Linked DNA regions of Homo sapiens: region 1 is linked to region 2. The links are chromatin contacts, found by Hi-C or POLR2A ChIA-PET in ENCODE. All regions are on one chromosome and are shown on one strand. Each heading gives the region's core, a stretch centred on a gene start or an enhancer-like site at or near the end of the contact. The rest is flanking DNA. Distances are from core to core; before and after follow the strand shown. Region 1 overlaps UBAP2 (ubiquitin associated protein 2). Region 2 overlaps UBE2R2-AS1 (UBE2R2 antisense RNA 1).

What was found. A loop is a pair of places that touch in the nucleus more often than their neighbours do. ChIA-PET counts read pairs that join two places held with the same protein, here RNA polymerase II (POLR2A). Pooled maps may share reads with other maps.
Region 1: a loop to region 2 is called in a pooled map, with 2.4 times the contacts of the local background. The contact joins two enhancer-like sites. A Hi-C loop is called at or near these places in 2 of 50 pooled maps. POLR2A ChIA-PET finds 5 or more read pairs at or near these places in 4 of 52 experiments (OCI-LY7, Panc1, RWPE1 and 1 more).

What each region holds. Positions count from the first base shown.
Region 1 is chr9:33,921,614-33,925,644 of GRCh38, reverse strand. It overlaps UBAP2 (ubiquitin associated protein 2), which reads left to right. Exons shown (of 29, transcript NM_001370062.2): 23 at 1,361-1,439; 24 at 1,645-1,850; 25 at 2,167-2,266; 26 at 2,352-2,459; 27 at 2,612-2,679; 28 at 2,767-2,958; 29 at 3,046-3,952. The coding sequence ends at 3,141. Among named protein-coding and RNA genes, the nearest start is that of SNORD121B, 11 kb to the left of the region's middle. RefSeq lists an enhancer at 290-529. Within about 2 kb of position 1,649, at least 7 of the 41 ENCODE cell types and tissues checked have a DNase peak (open chromatin) inside an H3K27ac peak, as active enhancers do.
Region 2 is chr9:33,776,368-33,780,695 of GRCh38, reverse strand. All of the region lies in intron 3 of UBE2R2-AS1 (UBE2R2 antisense RNA 1), which reads left to right. It also overlaps a transcript of PRSS3 not described here. Among named protein-coding and RNA genes, the nearest start is that of PRSS3, 17 kb to the left of the region's middle. RefSeq lists an enhancer at 1,554-1,613. Within about 2 kb of position 1,780, at least 3 of the 41 ENCODE cell types and tissues checked have a DNase peak (open chromatin) inside an H3K27ac peak, as active enhancers do.

The DNA of each region.
Region 1 (4,031 bases), core at 400-2,899, 150 kb before region 2:
GGAGCGGCTTCTCCCCACTGTGCAAACCAGCAGCCCTTTAATCTGCCGGCCAAAGGCCCAAACTGCAGGAGGTGGTGCTGAGCCCCGGGATTCATTCTGCTTCAGGGGCTCTCCGTGGTCTCCACACTTATTCACAGCACTCTTTTGGCTTTTATCACTTTGTGCCTTAGAGAAAACACCCTCTGGAGCCCACCTTTTGAGATATGTTGCTCTTTCTATCCCTCGGGTTGTTTGTTCACCTCTGCTGCTTGTGAGCCTAGTTCCTGCCTGGAGAATTCTCGTGTTCTGTGAAAGTGCTCCCCCTTCTGGGCTTTCTCTGCTCCCGTCCTCAGTTGTGCAGCTCTGTGTGTTCCCAGCTCTGCCTCTTCCGGGGGTTCTAGGCTGCTATGGGTTTCCGGGAGGTTTCCTGGAGGGTGTGAGTGCCATTCCCAGCCAGGATGGCTCCTTTCTGGGATCGGGCACAGCCCAAGGGCTTTGCCTTTCCTCAGGGGCCAGGTGTGTCCAGGAGTGCGAGGCCCTGGATGGTGAGTGAGGGTCAGGTCAGACCTCCCCTCCTCCACGAAGCTCCACTGTGCTTTGCCGTCTCTGTCTCCACACTTTGTTGTATCTGCCATACTTCCCCCAAGTCCTGGGCCAGGGGTGTCCAATGTTTTGGCTTCCTTGGGCCACATTGAAAGAATAATTGTCTTGGGCCACACATAAAATACACTAACATTAAAGATAGCTGATGAGCTTAAAAAAATTGCAAACAAATTTCATGTTTTAAGAAAGACGAATTTGTGTTGGGCCACATTCAAAGCTGTCATGGGCCGTGGGTTGGACAAGCTTGTCCTAGGCCATGTCAGTGTTTTGAGAGCAGTGTAGGTGGTGACAGGCCAGTTCTGGGCTTCACCTGGGGTCCTGCTTATTCCCGTGCCTACCTGGCACTGCCCCCTGTCCCCCCTTAAACCTTTCAGGCCCCTGCACTTCTGTTGCCTCCTTTTTCAGGTCTGCTCTGTTTAGTCAGCTTTCCTAGCTGCTCTAGTCTCTCACACAGAAAAGCCAGCGAAGTTGGTTCAGCCCGAGGCATTCACACAAGCACCTGCCTGTGGTGTCAAATGGATGTGTGAGGCTTGGTCTCCAGCAGCTCTGCCTGGTGAAGCTGCAGGGTTGGCCGGTCTGTGTGCTTATGTGTTAGGCAGGCCGCCTAGTTGCACACTCTTCCGAGGGGCACCATTTACTTGGCGTTCCCTGGGACTGCTGGCTCTCAGGCATGGAGTCTGTTTCAGGAGTGTGGCGTCACCACTTCCATGTGCTGGTTCTGCTCTCCTGGGAGTCAAGCAGGGCCAGTCGCTGATCAAGCCTCCCTGGTCTCTCCTAGGACTACTATGGAATTCCCTTTGCTGCACCCACAGCGCTTGCCAGCCGAGATGGGAGCCTAGCTAATAATCCATATCCAGGTGAGTTTGCTCAATGGATGAGGAGTAGCCCGGGGCCGGCCTAGCGCGAACTCCAGGAGCTGGGAAGCAGCAACAGCAAGCTGAGAGAGGCCTCTTAGTAGCCTGTGCTGAGCTGGCAGCCAGACCTGTTCCTGTTTGCAGAAGCCAGTGTGGCCTTTCTCTGGTTGGAGGAAGGGCAGTGGCTGGAGTCAGTGCTCTTTCCTAGGTGATGTCACAAAGTTTGGCCGTGGGGACTCTGCATCCCCTGCACCCGCTACCACACCAGCTCAGCCACAGCAGAGCCAATCACAGACCCACCACACAGCCCAGCAGCCCTTCGTGAATCCTGCACTGCCACCTGGCTATAGCTACACTGGTCTTCCCTACTACACAGGCATGCCCAGTGCCTTCCAGTATGGCCCCACCATGTTTGTGAGTATTTCAGAGGGTGTGACTGTGTCTCCTGGCCTTGGGTTGCTGGCAGGTGGAAACCTGGGACCTATCTTCCAGCAGGGAGGGAGGGTTGTGATTCCACTCCGTCTTACCTGGTCTTCAGAAACTGTTCAGGCTGGGGACAAGGTCACTTTTCCCCTGCTGTGTTTAGATCCAGCATGTGTTGCACTAATGAAAACACAGGTCCCCTGTGGTTGTGGGTATGTCACCTGCTGCCTTAGGCTCTGGCAGGGGTACCTGACCAGCCTCAGCTTGCCTCTTCCTACACTAATACCTCATCTGCTTGCCCCCCCAGGTCCCTCCAGCCTCAGCCAAGCAACATGGGGTGAACCTCAGCACTCCCACACCTCCCTTCCAGCAGGCCAGTGGTTATGGCCAGCACGGCTACAGTACAGGTGAGGGGTACTTCCCAGACAGAGACACATGGGGTTAGACAGGCTTGCCTGGCTCACACTTGCCTCTTGTACCCTGCCACGCTAGGTTATGACGACCTGACCCAGGGGACAGCAGCAGGAGACTACTCCAAAGGTGGCTATGCTGGATCATCGCAGGCACCAAACAAGTCTGCAGGTTCTGGGCCTGGCAAAGGTAGTGTTTACCTCTCCTTTCCAGGATAAGGCCTGGAGTGGTGGGCTCCTGCCTGATCCCCTCTCAGGCAGGGCAACCCCTGAGTGATCCTGGAGGTGGGGAGCCTGGAGCTGGGAACAACTGCTGTGGGGAACAACTGCTTTTCCTCCTAGGAGTATCAGTGTCTTCAAGCACCACTGGTCTACCTGATATGACTGGTTCTGTCTACAATAAGACACAGGTGAGGGACAAAGGTGGGTTGGGTGTATAGGTTTTTGAGAGGTTACAGCCCAACCTGACCTTCACCATTGTCTTCTTTGCCCTGTAGACTTTTGACAAGCAGGGATTTCATGCAGGGACGCCTCCACCTTTCAGCCTGCCCTCGGTCTTGGGCTCCACTGGGCCCCTGGCCTCGGGAGCGGCCCCTGGCTATGCACCCCCACCATTCCTACACATCTTGCCAGCCCACCAGCAGCCCCACTCACAGCTGCTGCACCACCACCTTCCGCAGGATGCACAGGTGAGTACAGTGATGGAGGCAGCCACCCTACTCTGGGCCAGGGGTTCTGCTCCAGCCTTGACAGCCTTCCCTTCTCCTCTTCCTCAGAGTGGCTCGGGTCAGCGCAGCCAGCCCAGCTCCCTGCAGCCCAAGTCTCAAGCCTCCAAACCTGCCTACGGCAACTCTCCATACTGGACAAACTAAACCCAGAAGAGAGGGGTGGGCTGGGGCAAGGCTTATCCTGGGCAGGAGAGAACACACGAGCACGTATTTGGGAGCCCAGTGCCCTTTCCTAGAATTCCCGACATGTGTCAGCCATGCCTCTGTGGGGAGTCTGCCTCCCAGACTGGCTACTGTATGTAATGTATTTATGTATGTATTTGTAAATGTGATAGAAGTCTGGGGGGGAGTTGGGGGATGGCGGCAGATGTTAGCCAGGTCTGCCCTCCCCATTCAAGCCCCTTCTCCACTGTAGCAAAATAAGCACCCCCACCCCATCTGCCTTCAGGTCTTCTTCACAGCCTGCACTGCCCAGTGGGCCACTAGGGGCAGTCTCTGGAAGGGCTGGTTCAAGGCTGTTTGGGTATAGGGGTCAGGTACCAATGAAGAATCACGACTTGTCTCACTCCTTTGGAAATTGTTTTCTTTCCTGTGTAATTACTTCATACCTCTGTTTTTGAGAAACTGTTCCGTTTGTCATCTGTCATGGTCTCCTTCCACCAAATCTTCATCTGGGAATAGCAGCGGTATCCCTCCACCCAAGTATGGCCACCTGTTTGTCTTCATATAGAACAGGGGCTTCTGGTCTGGTCATGTCCCTAGAGACTTACTAGAGACTGGCTGACCATGAAAAAAAAAAAAATAATCTGAGTTATTCAGCCAGTCAGCTCCCCTTTAAAAATCTAAGGTATCTCCAAGCAACACATCTCCATTCTAGTTGTCTTGAACCACGTGGGCAACTGTTTCAGGGGTTTTCTCTTGCCCAATCCCCACCTAATAAAGTTCTGAGAGCATGCATGGTCTCTGTGTGGTGTGACTGAAGGGCAGCTCAGGGCAGAAGCCCTGGACTTCACAGGGCTAAAGGAGATCCCACA
Region 2 (4,328 bases), core at 531-3,030:
TTTGTTTTGAGCCTGTGGGTGTTGTTACATGTGAGATGGGTCTCTTGAAGGCAGTGATGGTTGGGTCTTGTGTTTTTATCCAGTTTGCCACTCAATGTCTTTTAAGCAGGTGTTTAGCCCATTTATATTCAAGATTAGTATTGATAGGTGTGATTTTGATTTCATACCCATGTTGTTAGCTGGTTGTTATGTAGACTTGACAGCATAGTTGATTTATAGTGCCTGTGGGCTATGTGCTCAAGTGTTTTATGGCAGCAGGTTCTCTAGATTCCATATTTAGCACTCCCTTAAGGACCTTTTGTAAGGATGGTCTACTTAAAATAAATTTCCTCAGCATTTGCTTGTCTAAAAAGGATTTTATTTCTCCTTCATTTATGAAGTTTAATTTGACAGGATATAACATTTTTAGTTAAATTTTTTTCAGGATGCTGAAAATAGTCTCCCAATCTCTTCTGGCGTATAAGTTTTCTGCTGAGAAGTCTGTGGCTAGCCTGATGGGGTTTCCTCTGTATGTGACTTGACCCTTCACTCTAGCTGCCTTTAGAATTTTTTTTTCTTTTACCTTGACCTTGGTGAATCTGACGACTATGTGTCTTGGGGATAGTTGTCTTATATAGTAACTAGCCAGGGTTCTCTGTATTTCTTGGAATTGAATTTCAACCTCTCTGGCAAGATTAGGCAATTTTTTTGGTGTTTTTCAAATACATTTTTGAAATTGCTTACTCTTTCTCCTCCTATTTCAGGAATGCCAATGAGTCATAGATTTTATATCTTTACATAATCCTATATTTGTTAGAGGTTTTTTTTTTTTTTTTTTTTTTTTTTTTTAGACAGAGTCTCGCTCTGTCACCCAGGCTGGAGTGCAGTGGCGCTATCTCGGCTCACCGCAAGCTCCACCTCCCAGGTTCACGCCATTCTCCTGCCTCAGCCTCCCGAGTAGCTGGGATTATAGGTACCTGCCACCATGCCCGGCTAGTTTTTTTATATTTTTAGTAGAGACGGGGTTTCACCATGTTAGCCAGGATGGTCTCGATCTCCTGAACTCGTGATCTGCCGGCCTCGGCCTCCCAGACTGCTGGGATTACAGGCGTGAGCCACCGCGCCCAGCCAGTTTTGTTCATTTTTTAAATTCTTTTGTCTTAATTTTCATCTAAGTTGATTCAAAGAACTGATCTTCAAGCTCTGAGATTCTTTCCTCAGCTTGGTCTGTTCTGCTGTTAATTAATAATTTACAGCAGAATTTACAGCAGAATTGCATTATTAAATTCTAGTAGTAAATTTTTGAGCTCTAGAAGTTTATTCTGATTCTCAAAATGGCTATTTCATCTTTCAGTTCTTGGATCATTTTACCGGGTTACTTGGATTCCTTGGATTGAGTTTCAAATTTCTTCTGAATCTCAATGAGCTTCCTTTCTATCCAGATTCTGAATTTTGTGTTTGTCATTTCAGCTATTTCAGACTGGTTAAGAACCATTTCTAGGGAGCTAGTGATCCATTTGGATGTAAGGGGATGCTGTGGTTTTTTGAATTGCCAGAGTTCTTGTGCTGATTCTTTCTCATCTGATAGGGTTGGTGTTCCTTTAACTGCGGGGTAAGTTGAGTATGGTCAGTTGGATTCATTTCTGGATGCTTTCAGAGGGCCAGGGCTCTGTACAGAATCCGCATATGTGGGTGAATTCTTGCACCTGGTTTCACATCTTGCATATATAATTAGCATGATAATTTTAGTGTGGTAGTTTGTGCCGTGATCCAGTAGATGGCGCTTAAGAGTAATGGCCGATAGCTAGGCTAACACCCAGCTTGTGTGGCTCTTGTACTTTCTTGTTCACAGGCATGCTCTGAGGTGGGTGGGGGAGAGAGATGGCCCCCTCACAAGGTTTGCTCCTAGGACTTGTGGGGAATCACCTCCAATCCCTGGCACTGCACCTGCATTTCTTTTGTTAGGTGTTCCAGGCTGCAGGGGACTCCTGAGGCAGAGGCTGCAACAATCCATGGACATGATTTATACTTCTATATTTTAAAACTGTCTTTCATTTCCTTTAGCAACTATTTTTATTTTTCTGTATACAAGTCTTGCATGCCTTTTGCTAAATTTAAATATTTTGTTTTTAATATAAATTTAGGTTTTAAAATTGAATTATCCAATTGTTTACCATTAGTATACAAAATATAATTTTTATATGTTGTAATAATAAATTAAGGTATGCACTTATTAATTTGAGTAGTTAATGTATAGTTTTTTAAATATTTGGATGTAAGTAGTCCTTTCATCTCTGAAAAAGGTTTTCCTTATCCTTTGATCTTCAGCTTTTTAGTATTTTTCTTGTCTTTATGCATCAGTACAATATGGAATAGAAGTGGTTAAGAGTGAACATTATTGACTTCTTTATGATCTTGAACATGTTTAGTATTTAAGAAATAAAAATGGGAAGACGTTTAATATTTCTCTCATTAAGTGTGACATAAGCTGTTGGTTTCTTTCAGGTGCCTTTATTAGATTGAAGAAGTCCCTTTTTTCAACCTAATTTTCTGAGTGTTTTTATCATAAATGAGTTTGGGATTTTACCAAATTTTTTCTATCTGTAGGTATAATCAAATAGATTTTTTAAAATGTGTTAATAAGATGAGTTACATTGATTGATTTTTTTAATGTTAGACCAAACTGGCTCCTAGAATAGACTCTATTTAAATATTTGAATAATATTTTTGGATTCTGTTTTGATTTTTATTTATTGGCTTTTTGCTATACCTCTTTAATATTTTCAGGGCTATTCTGGAAAATAAAGAATGATACATTTAAAACTATTTGTCTACTTACTGTATTGTAGAAGTTTACTTAAAATATAAGAAATTTGCAACTAATAGATGTTTTTCCTACTCCCGTCCTTTAAGTTTTAGTGTCATTCTGTATTACATATATTTTATATATCCTATAATACAATGATGAAGTTTTTACTTTAACTAGTCTTACTTTTTTTTTTTTTTTTTGAGACGCAGTCTCGCTCTGTCGCCCAGGGTGGAGTGCAGTAGCGCGATCTCGGCTCACTGCAAGCTCCGCCTCCCGGGTTCACGCCATTTTCCTGCCTCAGCCTCCCGAGTAGAGTAGCTGGGACTACAGGTACCCACCACCTCGCCCGGCTAATTTTTTTTTTTTTTTTTTTTTTGGTATTTTTAGTAGAGACGGGGTTTCACCGTGTTAGCCAGGATGGTATCGATCTCCTGACCTCATGATCCGCCCGCTTCCGCCTCCCAAAAGTGCTGGGATTACAGGCTTGAGCCGCGGTGGCTCGACCTAAGACTCTTTACTATCTGACTACATTTCACTACTTCTTGTGCTCTTCATTTCTTCCTCACAATCCAAGCTTCCAACTGGTATTATTTCTTTTTTACCTAAGAGAATTCCATTGCCATTTACTATCATGTAGTTCTACTGCCAATGAATATTTTAATTTTTATTTATATTCAGATAACTTTACTGTGGTATTTTAATTTTTTGCTGAATATTTTATATCAAATTCTGGGTTTACTTTTTCTATTTCTTGTAGCACTTTAAAGCTACAGTTCCCTTCTCTTCTGGTATTCGCTTTTTTAAAAGGAAAAATTATCATTATTCATGTTGTTGTTCCTGGTATGTATGATTTTTCTCTGGCTGTTTGAAGATTTTGTCTTCTTTTCTAGTTTTGGACAATTTGACTGTGATGTGCCTAGGTAGGTTTTCTACAGATTATTTTTCTGAAATTCTTTTTATATCTTTCAATATACTTTTTAATTAGGCTTTTTAAAAAATATTGTTTTTATCCATGCTTTTTAATATTTATATCTCCTCTTCTTTCACTCTTACTCCAATTGCACACATTTTGTACCTTTTGATATTTTTCTAAAGATCACTGAGGCTATTAATTTTTTCATATTTTTTTCTCCTGTTCTCTAGATTTTGTAATTTCTATGGATATAACATCAAGTTTCTGTGTCCTTCTTCTGACATAAGCTGTTGGTTTCTTTCAGGTGCCTTTATTAGATTGAAGAAGTCCTTTTTTCCAGCACCATTTATTGAAGATACTATTCTTTCCTCATTCTTGTTCTTGACACCTTTGTAGAAGATTAGTTAACCTTATATGAGTGGGTTTATTTCTGTGATTTCAATTCTGTTCCATTGCTCTATGTGTGTTTTTATGCCAGTACTCTGTTTTGATTGCTATAGCTTTATAATAGAATTTGAACACAGGAAGTGTGATGCTTCTGGCTTTGTCCTTACTGTATGGTTCTCTTTCTGTTTTTTAAAAGTCAGTGTTGGTTGAGCTTTTTTTAAAAAAATCTGCAATTCAATA